2 separate regions of the Homo sapiens genome follow, and region 1 is linked to region 2. Evidence: read pairs that join two places in POLR2A ChIA-PET (ENCODE). Cell type or tissue: GM12878. All regions are shown on one strand. Links, peaks and the distances in the headings refer to the core of each region. The heading gives the core; the rest is flanking DNA. Region 1 holds the start of LOC100506444 (a long non-coding RNA gene). Region 2 has its middle 47 kb from the start of LNX1-AS2.

The links. ChIA-PET counts read pairs that join two places held together with the same protein. Peaks named below come from ENCODE experiments on the same cell type or tissue, not always from the same donor. Only the 100,000 strongest peaks of a DNase experiment are listed, where the experiment ranks them.
Region 1: POLR2A ChIA-PET joins it to region 2 with 14 read pairs; 2 of 35 experiments call an interaction of 5 or more read pairs at or near these places.

What each region holds. Positions count from the first base shown.
Region 1 is chr4:53,695,305-53,703,643 of GRCh38, forward strand. LOC100506444 (a long non-coding RNA gene) reads left to right here and starts at 597. Exons shown (of 3, transcript NR_125918.1): 1 at 597-864. RefSeq lists an enhancer at 7,247-7,366. In GM12878, for the core only: a CTCF peak has its summit at 7,144; DNase peaks (open chromatin) are centred at 397, 7,257 and 7,667; H3K4me3 peaks cover 974 bases; H3K27ac peaks cover 2,531 bases.
Region 2 is chr4:53,635,577-53,643,915 of GRCh38, forward strand. It overlaps a transcript of LNX1 not described here. Among named protein-coding and RNA genes, the nearest start is that of LNX1-AS2, 47 kb to the left of the region's middle. In GM12878, for the core only: no CTCF peak of the experiment used is centred there; DNase peaks (open chromatin) are centred at 5,135 and 5,755; H3K27ac peaks cover 1,358 bases.

The sequences.
Region 1 (8,339 bases), core at 236-8,235, 60 kb after region 2:
TGATTTTAAAATAAACTCACACATTTTTGTGGGTCCCTAAGAGTACCATGGACCCTGGGCACTGCGTCTAATGAGAAATAATGGAAAGAGAAACAAAAATGTGAAGAACAAAGTCCAGCAACTCAAAGTTGCTCAAGGAAGGGATATTGCTTCTGTGGGAAGTTTTACTCGTCCCTCAAATGGGTTTTCCTGGCTCTTTGACTCTTCAATCCCTTCCAGAGGACAATAATAAGATTTGTTCTTTGAAACTGAAGGAAAACCATAAACGGTTGGTGACTGGGTTGGTGAACATTAGCTAATGTGAAACAGAGCACAGGACTTGTCTAACAAGGAATTTGCATATTCTCATCCACGTAGCCTGGTGTAGGTTCTGCCTGGGGCCATGGGTAATGAATGCCTGCACAGCCTCTCCAGACTGTCAAGGGAGCCACTTGCACCCAAAACCTAACCTCAGGGGCCTCCAGGCAGATCAGGAGAGCAGGTCATTCACCACTCACGAGGACAAAACGAACTGACTCAGCCTTCTTTTGGGGGTAGGGGATTGATTCCTGGACCATTAGGGAGTGTTTAAAAGAGATTAATTGGCCACTGGTGGGACCACTCCAGTCACTTTCCAGGCAAGACAGGGCTACCTTCAGCATCTCTAGTGAAAGTGGTGAATTAGCACTTCAGAAGTGAGATGGCATGGACAGAAGCTTCTGGGGCTGAGCTCACCATTGGAAGCTTCTTTCCAGCTTCCTGAAGGTCTCTGGAGGTCTCTTCTTACCGGGGAGGATGATCCCTGGTGGCTCCCTGCTGACATTCTTCAAAACTCGGCTATTTCCCCAGTGTCCTGCTGATAAAACAGAAGAGGAAATGATGAAAGTAGGTTGCTCTATTATTAACTCATCTTTTAATTTCAGTTCGTTTGTTTTAGTATGTTTCTTGATGCTAGGCATGACACCCATTCATTCATTCATTTATTCATTAAACAAATGTTTATCAATGATATGTGACATTCTAGGCACTATTCTAGACATTCTAGGCACTATTCTAGACATTTAGAATACAGCAGTGAACAAAATAAAGATCCCTACCAGTGTGAAGCAAACATTCTAGAGGGGAAAAAAGGCAAGAAACAATAACACAACAGCACAGTTTATTGTCTCTAAGATGGCAGTGATACAAGATGCACTGCTAGTCTATGTGCCACTAAAGAAAGAAAGAATGCTGCTAATAAATTGCTGCCATTATAGAATGCATCTTGATTTTATGTATGTTAAGATGTGAAACTTAGAATTGATTACATAAGATAAATAAACTATAATATATCAAAATGTGGCTATGAAAAAAGTGAAGCTGGGAGGGGAGTGGTGATATTGAACAAAGGCTTGAAAGAAATGGGACTGTTAAATTAATGGCAACTATTTTTGCAAAACTGCTTTATTGAGATGTAATTTATATATAATAAAACTCACCCTTTTAAGTGTATAATCCATTTTAGTAAGGTTACAGAGTTACACAAACATGATCTAGATTACCATGATCTAGATTTATAATATTTCTTTCTTTTTTTTAAAAAAAAGAACACGTAACAGGAGATCTATCTCTTAACAAATTTTTAAGTGTACAATACAGTGTTGTTAACCAGAGTCACAATTTTGTACAGCAGATCTCCAGAACTTAATCATCTTGAATAACTAAAACTTTATAACCCTTGAATAATACCTTTCCATTTATACTGCCCCATCCCCTAGCAACCACCATTCTACTCTGTTTCTATGTGTTTGACTTTAGATACATTTAGATACTTATGTAAGTGGAATTATGCAGTGTTTGTCCTTTTGTGACTGGCTTATTTCACTTAGCATAATGTCCTCCAGGCTCTTCCATGTTGTAGCATATGGTAGAATTTTTTTAAAGCTGAATAATATTCTACTGCATGTGCAGTATGCCACATTCTCTTTATCCATTCATCCAGCAATGAACATTTGGGTGGTTTCCACCTCTTGGCTACTGTGAATAATGCTGAAATTAACATGGGAGTGCAGATATCTCTTTGAGGTCCTGATTTCAAATCTTTTGGATAAATCCCCCAAATGGGATTGTTAGATCATATAGTACTTCTATTTTGATTTTTTCATGAACCTCCATACTGTTTTCTATAGCAATTGCACCATTTTACATTCCTACCACAGTGTGCCAGGATTTCAGTTTCTCAACAGCTTAGCCAACACTTATCTTTGTTTTTTTTTTTTTTTGGTTTTTTTTTTTGGATAATAGACATCCTAACAGCTGTGAGATGATATCTCATTGTAGTTTTGATTGTATTTTCCTGATGACTAGTGATGTTGAGTACCTTTTCATATACCTATTGGAATGGCAGCTATTTATTGAACAACTATGATATCCAAGAGGGCAGATATCATTTGTTTACCACTGTGTCCCCACTGCTAAAGCATCTGGCACATGGTAGGTACTCAATAAACATTTGTTGAATGAATGAGCTACTATTCATATATGCCAGGTACTTCACAGTGAATTCTTATCAAATGTTTGGAGGTAAGCATGGTCATGCCTATTTTATGAACGGTGAAACTGAGGCTCAGAAAAGTAACTTGTTCCTGGTCACAAACCCAGGTGAGGAGAATATAGTACTTGAACCCAGGTCTCTCTGATGTTAACATGTAAACTCTTCCTCTACATCTCACTGGCTTCTCTGCTTCTGGCCATTTTAATATCCCTCTGGTACAAAAATAAAAATAAAAAAAAATTGGAACACCAGGCAAGCAGGGGCTTTGGATAAAAATCAGACTCATAGAAACCAGAATGAAACCTTTGGGAATAGAAAGCCCAATTCACTGCCTGGGAAATGTCACATTTTGTGGAGGTGCAAGCAGTTGGCTTGTTATCTCAGATCTCAAGTTCTAGCTACTTTCACTTTAAAATCTATTATTTGAGTGAATTAAGACTCCCTGCCTCCAAAGAGACGATTTTTTTTAGTAAAAACTCTCCCTTGTTAAACAGTTTAACTCAAACTGGCAGCATAACTGTTAAAAACAAACTTACTTTGATACTTTGCAAAGCATAAGGCCAAATAACAATGGACATGGAAACCCACCACAGTCTTTCTAAGACTAAGTCAAACATCCTATATATAGAAAAACATCTTGGGTAAAATCTGTTAAGCCAATATTGGCTGAATTCAAAATTACACCTAATTTGAAACAACTGCTTTTTCCTCAGCCAACTGGCTACCCTATTGTTCTTTAATAAAAATAACAGAAAATCCAAATTTGAAGTCAAGTTCTCCCCGAAGAAAGATACGTTTCATATTAAAAGGCTCTACTGGTGACACTTGTGATATGAGCTGGGGTCTCCATTGTCTATCCTGGTAGAGTGGGAAGATTATCAGTGGTTAGGCAAGGTCCCTAAAAACTTGAAATTTTTGCTACAAACACGAGGGAATAATTAAACTTGGTTGGAATAAACAAACTTTTGGGGCAGTCCAGGCAGAGATCAGAATTCTCAAAATCCAAAGGCCTTTGTTGTGTTTTATTCATAACCTGCTCAGAGGAAAGCCGAAAATGGATCCTATATACCATGAGCTCATTCCTTTTTTTTTTTTTTTTTTTTTTTTGAGACAGAGTTTCTCTCTGTCACCCAGGCTGCAGTGCAGCGGTGTGATCTTGGCTCACTGCAAGCTCCGCCTCCCAGGCTCAAGCAATTCTTGTACCTCAGCTTCCTGAAGAGCTGGGACTACAGGTATGTGTGCCACAACACCCGGCTAATTTTTGTATTTTTAGTAGAGACAGGGTTTCACCATGTTGGCCAGGCTGGTCTTGAACTCCTGACCTCAGGTGATCTGCTCGTCTTGGCCTCCCAAAGTGCTAGGATTACAGATGTGAGCCACCGCACCTGGCTTCATTATTTCTCATTGAGGCAAAATGTTCCATTGTATGAGTAGATCAAAGTTTACTTGTACATTTCTCTGTTGGTGGACATTTGGGTTTCTTCTAGTTTTGAGACATTAAGTGAAGCAGTAGTTACCAGCTAGGGGCTGGGCCTATTAGTCTGTTTTCATGAGTCTGTTTTCACGCTGCTGGTAAAGACATACCCAAGACAGGGAAGAAAAAGAGGTTTAATTGGACTTACAGTTCCACATGGCTGAGGAGGCCTCAGAATCATGATGGGAGGCAAAAGGCACTTCTTACATGGTGTCAGTAGGAGAAAAATGAGGAAGAAGCAAAAGCAGAAACCCCTGATAAACCTGTCAGATCTTGTGAGACTTATTCACTATCATGAGAATAGCACGGGAAAGACTGGCTCCCATGATTCAATTTCTTCCCCCTGGGTCCCTCCCACAACACATGGGAATTCTGGGAGATAGAATTCAAGTTGGGATTTGGATGGGGACACAGCCAGACTATATCATTCCACCCCTGGCCCCTCCAAATCTCATGTTCTCACATTTCAAAACCAATTATGCCTTCCCAACAGTCCCCCAAAGTCTTAACTCATTTCAGCTTTAACCCAAAAGTCCATAGTCCAAAGTCTCCTCTGAGACAAGGGAAGTTCCTCCACATATGAGCTGGCAAAATCAAAAGCAAGCTAGTTACTTCCTAGATACAATGGAAAAACAGGTATTGGGTAAATACATTCATTCCAAATGGGAGAAATTGGCCAAAACAAAGGGGTTACAGGGCCCATGCAAGTCCGAAATCCAGTGAGGTCGTCAAATTTTAAAGCTCCAAAATGATCTCCTTTGACTCCAGGTCTCACATCCAGGTCATGCTAATTCAAAAGGTGGGTTCCCATGGTCTTGGGCAGCTCCACCCCTGTGGCTTTGCAGGATACAGCCTCTCTCCCACTGCTTTCACGGGCAGGCATTGTGTGTCCGTGGCTTTTCCAGGTGCACAGTGCAAGCTGCCTGTGGATCTACCATTCTGGGGTCTGGATGACGGTGGCCGTCTTCTCACAGCTCCACTAGGCGGTGCCCCAGTAGGGACTCTGTGTGGGGGCTCCGACCCCACATTTCCCTTCTGCACTTCCCTAGGAGAGGTTCTTCATGAGGCCCTGCTCCTGCAGCAAACTTTTGTCTGGGCATCCAGGCATTTCTATACATCTTCTGAAATCTAAGTGGAGATTCCCGAACCTCAATTCTTGACTTCTGTGGACTGCAGGCTCAACACCATGTGGAAGCTGCCAAGGCTTGGGGTTTGCACACTCTGAAGCCACAGCCCAAGCTCTATGTTGGCCCCTTTCAGCCACATCTGGAGCAGCTGGGACACAGGGCACCAAGTTTCTAGGCTGCACACAGCACAGGGACCCTGGGACTGGCCCATGAGACCACTTTTTCCTCCTGGGACTCCAGGCCTGCGATGAGAGGGGCTGCTGTGAAGGTCTCTGACTTGGCCTGGAGACATTTTCCCCACAGTCTTGGGGATTAATATTAGACTCCTTGCTACTTATGCAAATTTCTGCAGCTGGCTTGAATTTCTCCTCAAAAAATGGGTTTTTCTATTCTACTGCATCATCAGGCTGCAAACGTTCTGAACTTTTACGCTCTGTTTTCCTTTTAAAATGGAATGCTTTTAACAGCACCCAAGTCACCTCTTGAATGCTTTGCTGCTTAGAAGTTTCTTCTACCAGACACCCTAAATCATCTCTCCCAAGCTCAAAGTTCCACACATCTCTAGGGCAGGGGCAAAATGCCGCCAGTCTTTTTGCTAAAACATAGCAAAAGTCGCCTTTGCTCCAGTTCCCAACAAGTTCCCCATCTCCATCTGAGACCACCTCAGCCTGGACCTTATTGTTCATATCACTATTAGCATTTTTGTCAAAGCCATTCAACAGGTCTCTAGGAAGTTCCAAACTTTCCCACGTTTTCCTGTCTTCTTCTGAGGCCTCCAAACTGTTCCAAACTCTGCCTGTTACCCAGTTCCAAAGTCGCTTCCACATTTTCAGCTATCTTTTCAGCAACGCCCCACTGTACTGATACCAACTGACTGTATTAGTCTGTTTTCACGCTGCTGATAAAGACATACCTGACACTGGGAAGGAAAAGAGGTTTAATTGGACTTACAGTTCCACATGGCTGGGGAGGCCTCAGAAACATGGCGGGAGGCAAAAGGCACTTCTCACATGGCAGTGGCAAGAGAAAAATGAGGAAGAAGCAAAGGCGGAAACCCCTGAAAAACCCATCAGATCTCATGTGACTTACTCACTATTACGAGACTAGCATGGGAAAGACCAGCCCCCATGATTCAATTACCTCCCCCTGGGTCCCTCCCGTGACACATGGGAATTCTGGGAGATACAATTCAAGTTGAGATTTGGATGGGGACACAGCCAAACCATATCACTGGGGGAGGAAGGCACCGTGGTAGTGCTATGGACCGAATCATGTCCCCTCCATATTCGTATGCTGAGGCCTTGAGCCCCAATGTGAATATATTTGGAGATGAGTCCTTTCTGGAAGTAATTAAGGTTAAATGAGGTCATAAGGTTAGGGCCCTGATCTGATAGAATTTATGTCCTTTTAAGAATAGACACCAGAGCGCTTGCTCCAGGTGCACAAAGTAGTGGCCATGTGAGCATACACTGAGAAAGCAGCCATCTGCAAGCCAGGAAGAGGGCCCTTACCAGCCATTCTAGTCCCCTGATCTTGGACATCCAGCTTCCAAAACTGTGAGAAACCGATTTTTGTTATTGAAATCGCTTAGCCTTTGGTATTTTGTTCTGGCACCCTGGCAGACTAATATAAGTAGGGGTAAGCAGGTTATTAACCAGAAAGAGACACAAAGGAGCTTTTCACATAAGGGCGATGGATATATTCTGTATCTTGATCAGGGTAGTAGTTACGTGGGTGGATACATAGGTGAACAAGTTTATCAAACTGTCAGTTTCAGATTTCTACATTCTTGTGCATATAAATTTTCCTAAACTTGAAAAAGGCCGTCTTATCCCCATCTTTCCCAATGGAATCTGTGTTTCAAAAAGATAACAATATAGTGTTCATGCCTTCAAACAGGCCTGGTAGAAAGGAAATTAACATACATTATTTATCTCGTATATATGTATGTTTCTGCCTGTAATAAATAATGGGGATTGAGCACTTAGCACAAGAGTAAGCAACTGCCAAATGCAGCTCTGGGTTCAGACCTGTATGGGGCAGACCTGAGAGCCAGGCCCCTTTCCCTACCATACTGAAACTGACAGCAAAGCCGCTCAGCTAAGGGGATGTGCAGAAAGGACGCCCTGGGGTCTCCTGAGGCTGCAGGGCGGCCGGGGAGCCCTGGGGTCAGGAGGGCAACTTTCTGGGGCACAGTGCTCGAGTCACCTCTCCGAGGAACGGCTCTGCCTGCACTGCTTCTTGTACTTTGTTTACCCGCCCCTAGGAAAAGAGCTGTGAAGATGATCGTAGGGAGCAAGCAGTGAGGCGGCAAATGGCTCTGAGAGGAGCCACGCAGACAGCTGGGCAGCCGTGCCAAGAACAACAGGAAGCTCGCGGCCCCACCCCTGCTCGCTGCAGCCCTGGCCTGGAGACCCAGGGTTATTTGCTTTGAAGGGCCCTCTGCAGATGTTACATAAACAAAACCTCCATTGACTCCAGTTCTGAGCCTGGCCTAAAATAGCCCGCGGGCTTCCCCCTACCACTGTGCAGTTTCGCCGCCATCCCTTTTGGTCCCCTTGTGTGCTAGCTGCTTCCCTCCATTGACCACATGTGCAGACAACTCTCGCCAGTGTCCCTAAGAGGCCAGTTCCCTGGGGAACAAAAAGTGGGGCTCGTTTGCCTTCCCTGGCAGGTCAGACACAAAGCATCCCTGTAAGACCTTTGATGGCTACTGGCCAAGGGACACGTTTCCCCTCCCCAGGGAGGCAGGAAGCTGGGCTGAGGCACAGTGGGGTTTGGTCAGCAGCCAGCACAAGAGGGACTGTGCTTTCTCTCTGTGTCTGTGTCTCTTTCTGTGTGTGTCTGCGTCTCTCTCTCTCTCTGTCTCTTTCTCTCTCTTTCCTAAGGGCAAGCTCTCCAGGTAAGGGCACGAGTTCTTCGTCAGCGTCTCTATTTTCACTTGATGTAACGACTGAACACTCTACTCTTGACTCTTCCTCCAAGCTCCTATAAAATTCCCTGACCCCATTTGCACTTCAGCTCCTTCATTCTGCAGAAAACCATTCCTTCGTGAACATCTGGAGAATCACAGATCCGTGCCACAGCACGGGGTCACTCTGGGCCTTGCCACTCAACATGGGTCCCTGGAAGCTATTATCATCTTTTCCCTTTGACCTCCTGCACTTCTCCAGGATCTTAACTCATAAAATAAAACCAAAAACAACACCAGCAATAAAAACATATT
Region 2 (8,339 bases), core at 240-8,239:
CTCTGTTTTATGCTTTAATGTAAAAAATGTCTATTGGGAAGTAAGGGTATGATTTGATCAATTAAATCAGTTTAATGATTCTATGCAACTCATGAAAAACAAGCCATTTTATATACAAAACAGGAAGAAACAACCAAGAGATTGAAAAGGACAAAATATTAGCCTATAATCTCGGCACTCCCAGGTTTTAACCTAGTGCTTTTAATATCAGAGAGACTGTGCCCAGTAATTCAAGTTTATGTTTTCTCACATCTGTTTTACAAATGAATACAAATATATGAGAGTACTTCTTGTCCTAACTGCAGCTGGGAAGGTATTTCAAGCTGTAAATATTTACTAAGTGTGCATAAAATAGCAGTGTGGGCTGATACGGCCAGTGATGGGGAATTAGAAGCATTAGGCTCCACTTCTGGCCCCTTTGCTAATTCCTGTGTGACCTTGGGCAGGTCAGTTAAAATCTCTGTGTTGCAGTGCTACATTTACATGAAGGAGATGCTGAACTTTATTGGTCGGCACTCCAAAAATAATAACTACTGAGGACAATGCCTGCAATTCAGAGTGGAAATCAAAGAGGGATCTCAGAGACTGCACATCTATTACTCCTTTTTTTTTTTTTTTTTTTTTTTTCCTTTTCAGGGGAGAAGGAGTGGTGGTGAAAGAGGGATGGATGCATGCTTGCCTCGGTCGAGCAAAAACAAAACTTCATTGTCTTGAAAAAATTAGCATGCACCTCCTTCCACACATCACTGTGGTAAGAAGAACACAATGAGGATAAAGTGGCCAGGGTTGAAAAGCCCTTCAGAGAAGATCACAGGAGAAATGCTGGCAGAGGAACTGTGAGGCATCTTTGGGACTCTGGTGAGACATTCTTGTCCCTCAGAGTAGAAAAAGGAGGGCTCTGAGGCAGAAGGGCTTGAGTGACCTTAAGCAAATCATTTCACCTTCAAGTATCAGGTCCTTGAACCATAAAATGGAGATGATAATGCCCATATTGTGGTGTGTCAAAACAGTTATACAAAATGACCAGCACATAGAAGCAGCCTGATAGACCCTGGGTTTCTACCCACTTCCATTTATTCACTTACTTTGATAGTAATTTGGCAATAGGACAGCAGATAAAGCAGCCTCCACATTTTCCTATCAGGGAGCAAACCCTCAGCTCCCTTTTCATCTTACACACCCAATTAGCTGATTCCATCCTATGTCCATATTTAGACTCCAGTGAAATTTCTTGGATTCATATTCTCCCTTTACATCAAAAAGCAAACAAATGTGAACAAGGATACAGGGTCATGTTCTGTAGTTTAAAACATCTGTTTGGAGTGAAGGTGTTATACACTTATCTTGTATGCAGACCGCAGGTTCCCTCCCTCCCTCCCCAAGAAAGCAAAAATGGCAACTGAGATGATGATTTGGATGACACAGATGGAAGAATCTTGGGTTATATTAATAGTTTAGGACTGAATTACCGCCTCAATTGTTTCACTCTCCTGTTACTGCTAAGAGCATACAGCATAGACAGAAGCAGTTTGATGAGAGGAAACCCAATTTGCACTGGCAAAAAAAATCTCATAAGTATAAGAGGATCCCAATAATTGGACCAAAACACAACATCATGATTGCAGCATCATGGTCAAGAAAGGACTGCCTTGGCCCCTAAGAAACTTGTGTTTTACTTTCTTCACAGCTGTAGTTCTCAAACTCTTGGGGATCTCTTTCCAATGACACAAGATTTTATGACCCACTAAATGAATCTCTTTGTACCAACCACTGCTTGAAAAAAATCTAATTAGAATCATAGGGGTCCATGGTGCAGCTCTTATGATGTTCCTTAGTAATGTCAAAAGTAAAAGATTCACTGATTCTAGGAGTAAGAAAATACAGTCATGATAATAATTCCTTAATTCCAAATGCTTTGCACTACACCTGTCATTTCACATGTTATTTACTTTTTCACAACTCTGTGAAGTTGTAGCATTGCTCAATCCCCACGACACTGTAAGGTAGGCTTGTTTCATTACTACAGAATTTCATCACTTCTAAGATGCCAAAGGGTAGAATGTGCAACCTTATTTTTTGTGCCCACCCAGAAAGAAAACAGAATACTGCCAATTAATCCACAACACACCATCAATTACATAAACCAAAACACAGCCAGTTTCTGAGATATTAAAATGTAAAAGAAGGAGTGTCTTAGAATTAATGAAATATGGACTTTCCCTTTTGCAGATGAGGAAATTTCTGCTGTGTTAAAGACTAGGCTGCTGACGGAGATTAGACCACCACTCAAAGTCGCACCTTCTAACTTCAACCCAATGGACTCCACCCAACCAGACCTAGTGATTTTGAAGTTGATCTTGGAAGCAAGAGAGAAGGCTCCCACTGTGTATTCTTGAAACTACCACTTTAGAAGAAATGATTTATCACTGATAGATGGCAGCCACGATGGTGGCATTTTAACAAGAAACAACAAACTAGTTTCAGAGGGAAATATGAATGACCACTTGCTTCCTGTCATCATGATATACTGCATTAATACAATATAGGTACAGATCTTGTCATTGGGCATATTTTGTGTCTAATTAATATGTTTACATATATATAACTTTTGATTATTTCTCTGACTTGGCTTCTCTGCTGGGTTTGCAGTCATGAGAGATGAATGGCTGGTAAGTTGACAGCAGAAGAAATAGACCTTTCGATACTTTAATAATGCAGAACAGTCAATTCTAGTTAGCAAGACTGTACAATATAGGTATAGTCAATTGGTCAACCCTTATTATTTGCAGATTCCATAGTTGTGAATTTGCCTCCTTGATAAAATTGAATTGTAACCCCAAACTCAATGCTCATGGTGCTTTTGTGGTTATTTGTGGGCATGCTCAAAGCAGCGAAACTTTAAGTCATGGGATGCACGTGTTCCCAGCTGAGGTCCAACAGTGACGCTCTGGCTTCTTGTGTCAGCTTTCATACTATCAGCAAGTGTTCTCTTTGCAGACTACTTAGTGCCCCGTTTTTCCTCATTTTTGTGCTCTTCATTGGTGATTTTGCTGTAAAAATGGCCCCGAAGCATAATGCTGAAGTGCTGCCAAATGTTCCTAAGCTCCAGAAAACTGTGATGTACCTTACAGAGGAAGTATCTATGTTAGAGAAGCATCATTCAGGCATGAGTTATAGCGCTGTTGGCCATGAGCTCAAAATTGGTGTATTAAATAAGGTGCCCCAGTCAGAATGGCTATTACTAAAAAGCCAAAAACAACAGATGTTAGCAAAGTTGCAGAGAAAAGGGGACACTTATACACTATTGGTGGGAAGGCAAATTAGTTCAGCCACTGTGGAAAGCAGTTTGGAGATTTCTCAGAGAACTTGAAACAGAACTAACATTTGACCCAGCAATTCCATTACAGATATATATCCAAAAGAAAACAAACTGTTCTACCAAAAAGACACATACTTGCATGTTCACTGCTGCACTATTCACAATAACAAAGACATGGAACCAACCTAGGTGCCAATCAATGGTGATTGGATAAAGAAAATATGGTACATATACACCATGAAGTACTATGCATCCATGAAAAAGAACAAAATCATGTCCTTTGCAGCAACATGCATGCAGCTGGAGGCCATTCTTCTCATTGAATTATCACAGGAACAGAAAACCAAATACTGCATGTTCTCACTTGTAAGTGGGAGCTAAACATTGGGTGCTCATGGACATAAAGATGGCAACAATAGGCACTGGGTACTACTACAGCAGGGAGGAGTGAGTGGGGGTAAGGATTGAAAAACTATTGGGTGCTATGCTCAGTACCTGGGTGACAGGATCATTTGTACCCCAAACCTAAAAAAAAATTCTTCCTTATATTTATTTAAAATCTGCTTCCTAATAAATTTTCTTTAATTAAAAATGTTAATATCCCAGAAAAAATAAGGCATCTTGAAACAGAAACGTACATTAAACAAGGTTATTTATTGATTGGCTGATGAAAATGGTGCAAACAAAGGCTCACAGGAACCCAACTTCATTCTTGCTAAGTAGAATGGACTGTTTTGGGGTCCTAAAGTATCAAAAGGGCTGTTTCTTCTGTCGCCCACTTACCAGCTGTTCATATCTCATGACTGCAAACACAGTGGAGAAGCCAAGTCAGAGGCATAATCAAGAGTTATTTAGGTCAGGTGTAGTGGCTCATGCCTGTAATCCCAGCACTTTGGGAGGCCGAGGCGGGTGGATCACTTGACGTCAGGGATTTGAGACCTGCCTGAGCAACATGGTGAAACCCTGTCTCTACTAAAAATAAAAAAAATTAGCCAGGCATGTTGGCGCATGCCTATAATCCCAGCTACTTGGGAGGCTGAGGCACAAAAATTGCTTGAACCCAGAGGCAGAGGTTGCAGTGAGCTGAGACTGCACCACTGAACAGCACTCCAGCCTGGGCAACAGAGTGAGACTCTGTCTCAAAAAAAAATAAAAATAAAAAAGAATTATTTATATACATATACCAAGTAGACAAAAGTATGCCTGATGATCTGGAAGGAAACAGAAAAATAGAATGACAGTGGTGGTGGGAGTATAGGTTTTTAACATTCTTTTGTTCCCATTTCCAATTGTTGGCATTTCTTTGTAGATTTACGTATTAAAAACAAGAACGACTGTCAGGAAGGCGAGGAAGCACTGCCTAACAGAGCATGGCAGTGGTGGAAAAGCAGACCAGGGAGCCCACAAGGAGACAATGATAGAGAAGTCTTTCTTTGGGAGAGCATCCTTAGCTGTGGAACAGGCCGAGATGCTTACAGAGGAAGGATGGACCTCTGTATAAGCTCTGTAGCCTTCTCAGTAAAAAGTAAACAGAAAAAAATGGGGGGAGAGAAGGAATGAAGAAAGTGAGTCTATGGCCTTAGTGCTTCTCTGCTTAGGATAGAGCACTGGCAAGCATATGAAAACACATACATTTCATTGCTAAAAATAAAGAATCAAAAGTGCTTTTGTTTAAGCCTTGATGTGATATTAGCAATAAAGAGCCACCAGTTGCAGGAGAACCACAATACATCCATAACCCCCAAAATATATTAGTTTAGGGGAATTGTTGTCAACAGTAGGAACAATTAAGACTGTGTTGTTATAGAAATACTGTGCCTAGCTGGTTTGCAAAAGAAAACTGCCTCTGATGACTTAGGTCTGGAGGGCCTTTGAAGGCAGTTTCTTTCCTGTGACCAGTAACTGATTTTTCACAAAATTGTGCATTGACTATTTCTCACAAGAGGTTTTGAAAATGAAGCTGGGTTTCAGGTTCGACTCACATGAGCTACTTTTATTTGGACAGTCTTTGTTTTTCTCAGTCTCGTCGGCAGTCCTTCCGGGGCCTTCCTCAATCCCTGGCCGGGGCTGAGGCCTGGCCGTTGTTTGGGATGAAAAGGTATTGGAAGGCTGGCTGCTAATTGGAGCTTGCACCTGCAGACCCCAGCCTTGGAGGCGACTCGGCACAGGCTACTGCTCTATGTGTGTATGCTTGTGTGTGTGCATTTTATTTCCTCAATGAACACTGGAATGTGGCATGGTTTTTTGGCCTGGGTATGCTGGAGGAGATCCAAGCTGCTTGGCCACTTTCTCTGTTCTGGGGAAGGGCGGGGTGGGGGGGCACCTCCTTTACTCTCTAAGAAGGAGGGATTTCTAGCTATGCAAATATATCCAGTGCATTCTGATCTAATCTCTTCTGGCCCCAAGAGGGGACTTACCCAGATAAGAGGCGCTCTTCAGAGAAAGTGAGAGGGTGCCACAGCAGGGCTTTCACCCACCAATAAGCTGATGAATTTTTAATGAGTTTCTCACACTTCACTCTAGTAACATTATCCAGGCAGTGCTGAAGAGGAATGGCTACAACCTCTGTGCTCAGCCAAAGACGAGAGAAATGGACAAAATACCCAGGTGGACCTAACGACCATGCCTCTGTTTCTCCCCACCCCACAATACCCAGGGGTTCAACCTAATGCACATATTTAATTTTGTGCATCTGATCAATTTTGGCATACATATATGCCCATGAAATCATCACTGCAATCAAGGAACAAATTCATTTTCTTTCTCTTTGTAATCTCTCCCTCTCACTCCCCATTCACCAGGTCCCCAGGCAAGTATTGATCTGCTTTCTATAACTAGACTGCTTGCACATTCCAGAACTCCATATAAATGAAATCAAACATTGTGTATTCTTTTTGGTGTCTGGCTTACTTCACTTGGTATGATAATTTCAGGATTTATTCATATTGTAGGTATCAACAGTTCATTCCTTTTTTTCTGCTTAGTATTGCATTGTGTGGACACAGCACAGTCTGTTTATTCATTCACCTGTTGATGGGCATTTGGGTTGTTTCCAGTCTGAGGCTATTACCAAGAAACCTGCCATGAAACCAAGACAGGAGGATTGCTTGAGGCCAGGAGTTAGAGACCAGTCTGGGCAACATAGTGGAGAACTCATCTCTACAAAAAATAAAAACATCAGCCAGGTTTGGTGGTACACGCCTGTGATCCCAGCTACTTGGGAGGCTAAGATGGGAGGATTGCTTGAGCTCAAAAGGTTGAGGCTGCAGTGAGCCATGATCACATTACTGCACTCCAGCCTGGGCAATGCAGAGCAAAATCCTATCTTAAAAAAAAAAAAAAAAAAAAAAGGTCAAAGCAGGCCCAGACCATTTCCACTTTTTGAAGTTCTTGGGATATTAAAAATGAAAGAAGGAATCCCAAAATAGACCTATAAAATATGCTATATTTAAAATGTATACATGCTTTTGAACATATTAAAAATTCAACATGTAGGTAACACTGGAAATGATATCAGGATTTTGAATTTGAAGCTCAATGTGGGGCCTAGGACAAAGGGTCTCCTGGCCATTGACCACTTTGTGATGGGTCCTGAGGGGCCAGCACCAGCTAGGGGCCCTTCCCACATACCCTGTACACTCTAAAGTCATATGTGGCACGGTTATTCTTTATATGCTTGGGGTCAAATCAATGCTACAGAGATAGCTCTGGAAAGAAAGAGCATTTTCTGGGTGTACACAGATTTTCTGCCAGAACTGGGAAGGCCAATCACAAACACTGGCCTTTTGGAGAGATCCCTTGCTCTACTCACCAAAATCAGCAAGCCTGCGGGGTCTGAGGTTTCCTTTGGGTTGACTATAGTCTTGGATGTCTCTGCTTACTTTGAGATCAGAATGGTGCCATGACCATGAGAGGGGTCGCTCCACTTGAAGAATCCCCAGATCCCTCCCAGCCATGGCATGGAAGCTCCCACCCTCTGAGGACCGTTATGGTCGCCTGGGTGTAACTTTAGTCTCCTTTTGCCTTTGGGTGTGTCTAGTGTAATGGTTCTCTGTGTGGGGTGATTTTGCCCTCCAGAGGCCACTTAACATTGACTGGAGACATTTTTGGTTGTTACAACTTGGGGAGTGCTATGGGCATTTAATAGGTTGAGCCTAGGGTGTTGCTGAACATTCTACAATGCACAAGGCAGCTGCCCACAATAAAGAATTATTCAGTCCCAAATGCTAGTATTGTTGAGTCAAGAAATCTTGGTCTTTTTTTTTTCTTTTTTAAGACAGGATCTTGCTCTGTTGCCCAAGCTGGAGTGCAATGGCACGATCATGGCTCACTGCAGCCTCAAATTCCCAGGCTCAAGCAATCTTCCCACCTCAGTCTCCTGGGCAGCTGGGACCACAGACGCATGCCACCATGCCAGCTAATTTTTAAGTTTTTTGTAGAGACAGGGTCTCCCTCTGTTGCCCAGGCTGATCTCAAACTCCCGGGCTCAAGTGATCCTCCCACCTTGGCCTTCCAAAGTGCTGGGATTACAGGGCTGAGACACCATCCCGGTCAAGAAACCTTGGTCTTTATGATCTAATCAGGTGTCAAGCAGAGTGGACAGAGGGTGGCTGATGTAGTCTGAGAAAGGGGTTCTTTGTTCATTAATCCAAGAAGGCTGTGATATAGACACAGAGATAGGGTAACAAAATTCAGGGGACTGAAGAACTAGCTGCCCAAGACCTCTCGCCCTCTCTCTTCCCTTTCTCCTCATTTTCCTTCTCCCTCCTGTTGAGAGCTTTGGAGTGTAACAGACCTGTTTTCAAACCCAGGTCCTGCTGCCTGGTAACCTTGGGCAGCTTGCTAAAGCTCTTTGAACCTCAGTTTCTTCACCTGAAACATGGAAATAACAATAGGACTTTTCAGAATTATGAAAATTAAACAAGAGAAGTCAAACCATGTAAAAAGTTTGTTGGGGCCTAGCACATGGGAAGAATTCAGTAAGTGACAGTGATTATTATTATTTCATGAATGGAGCATG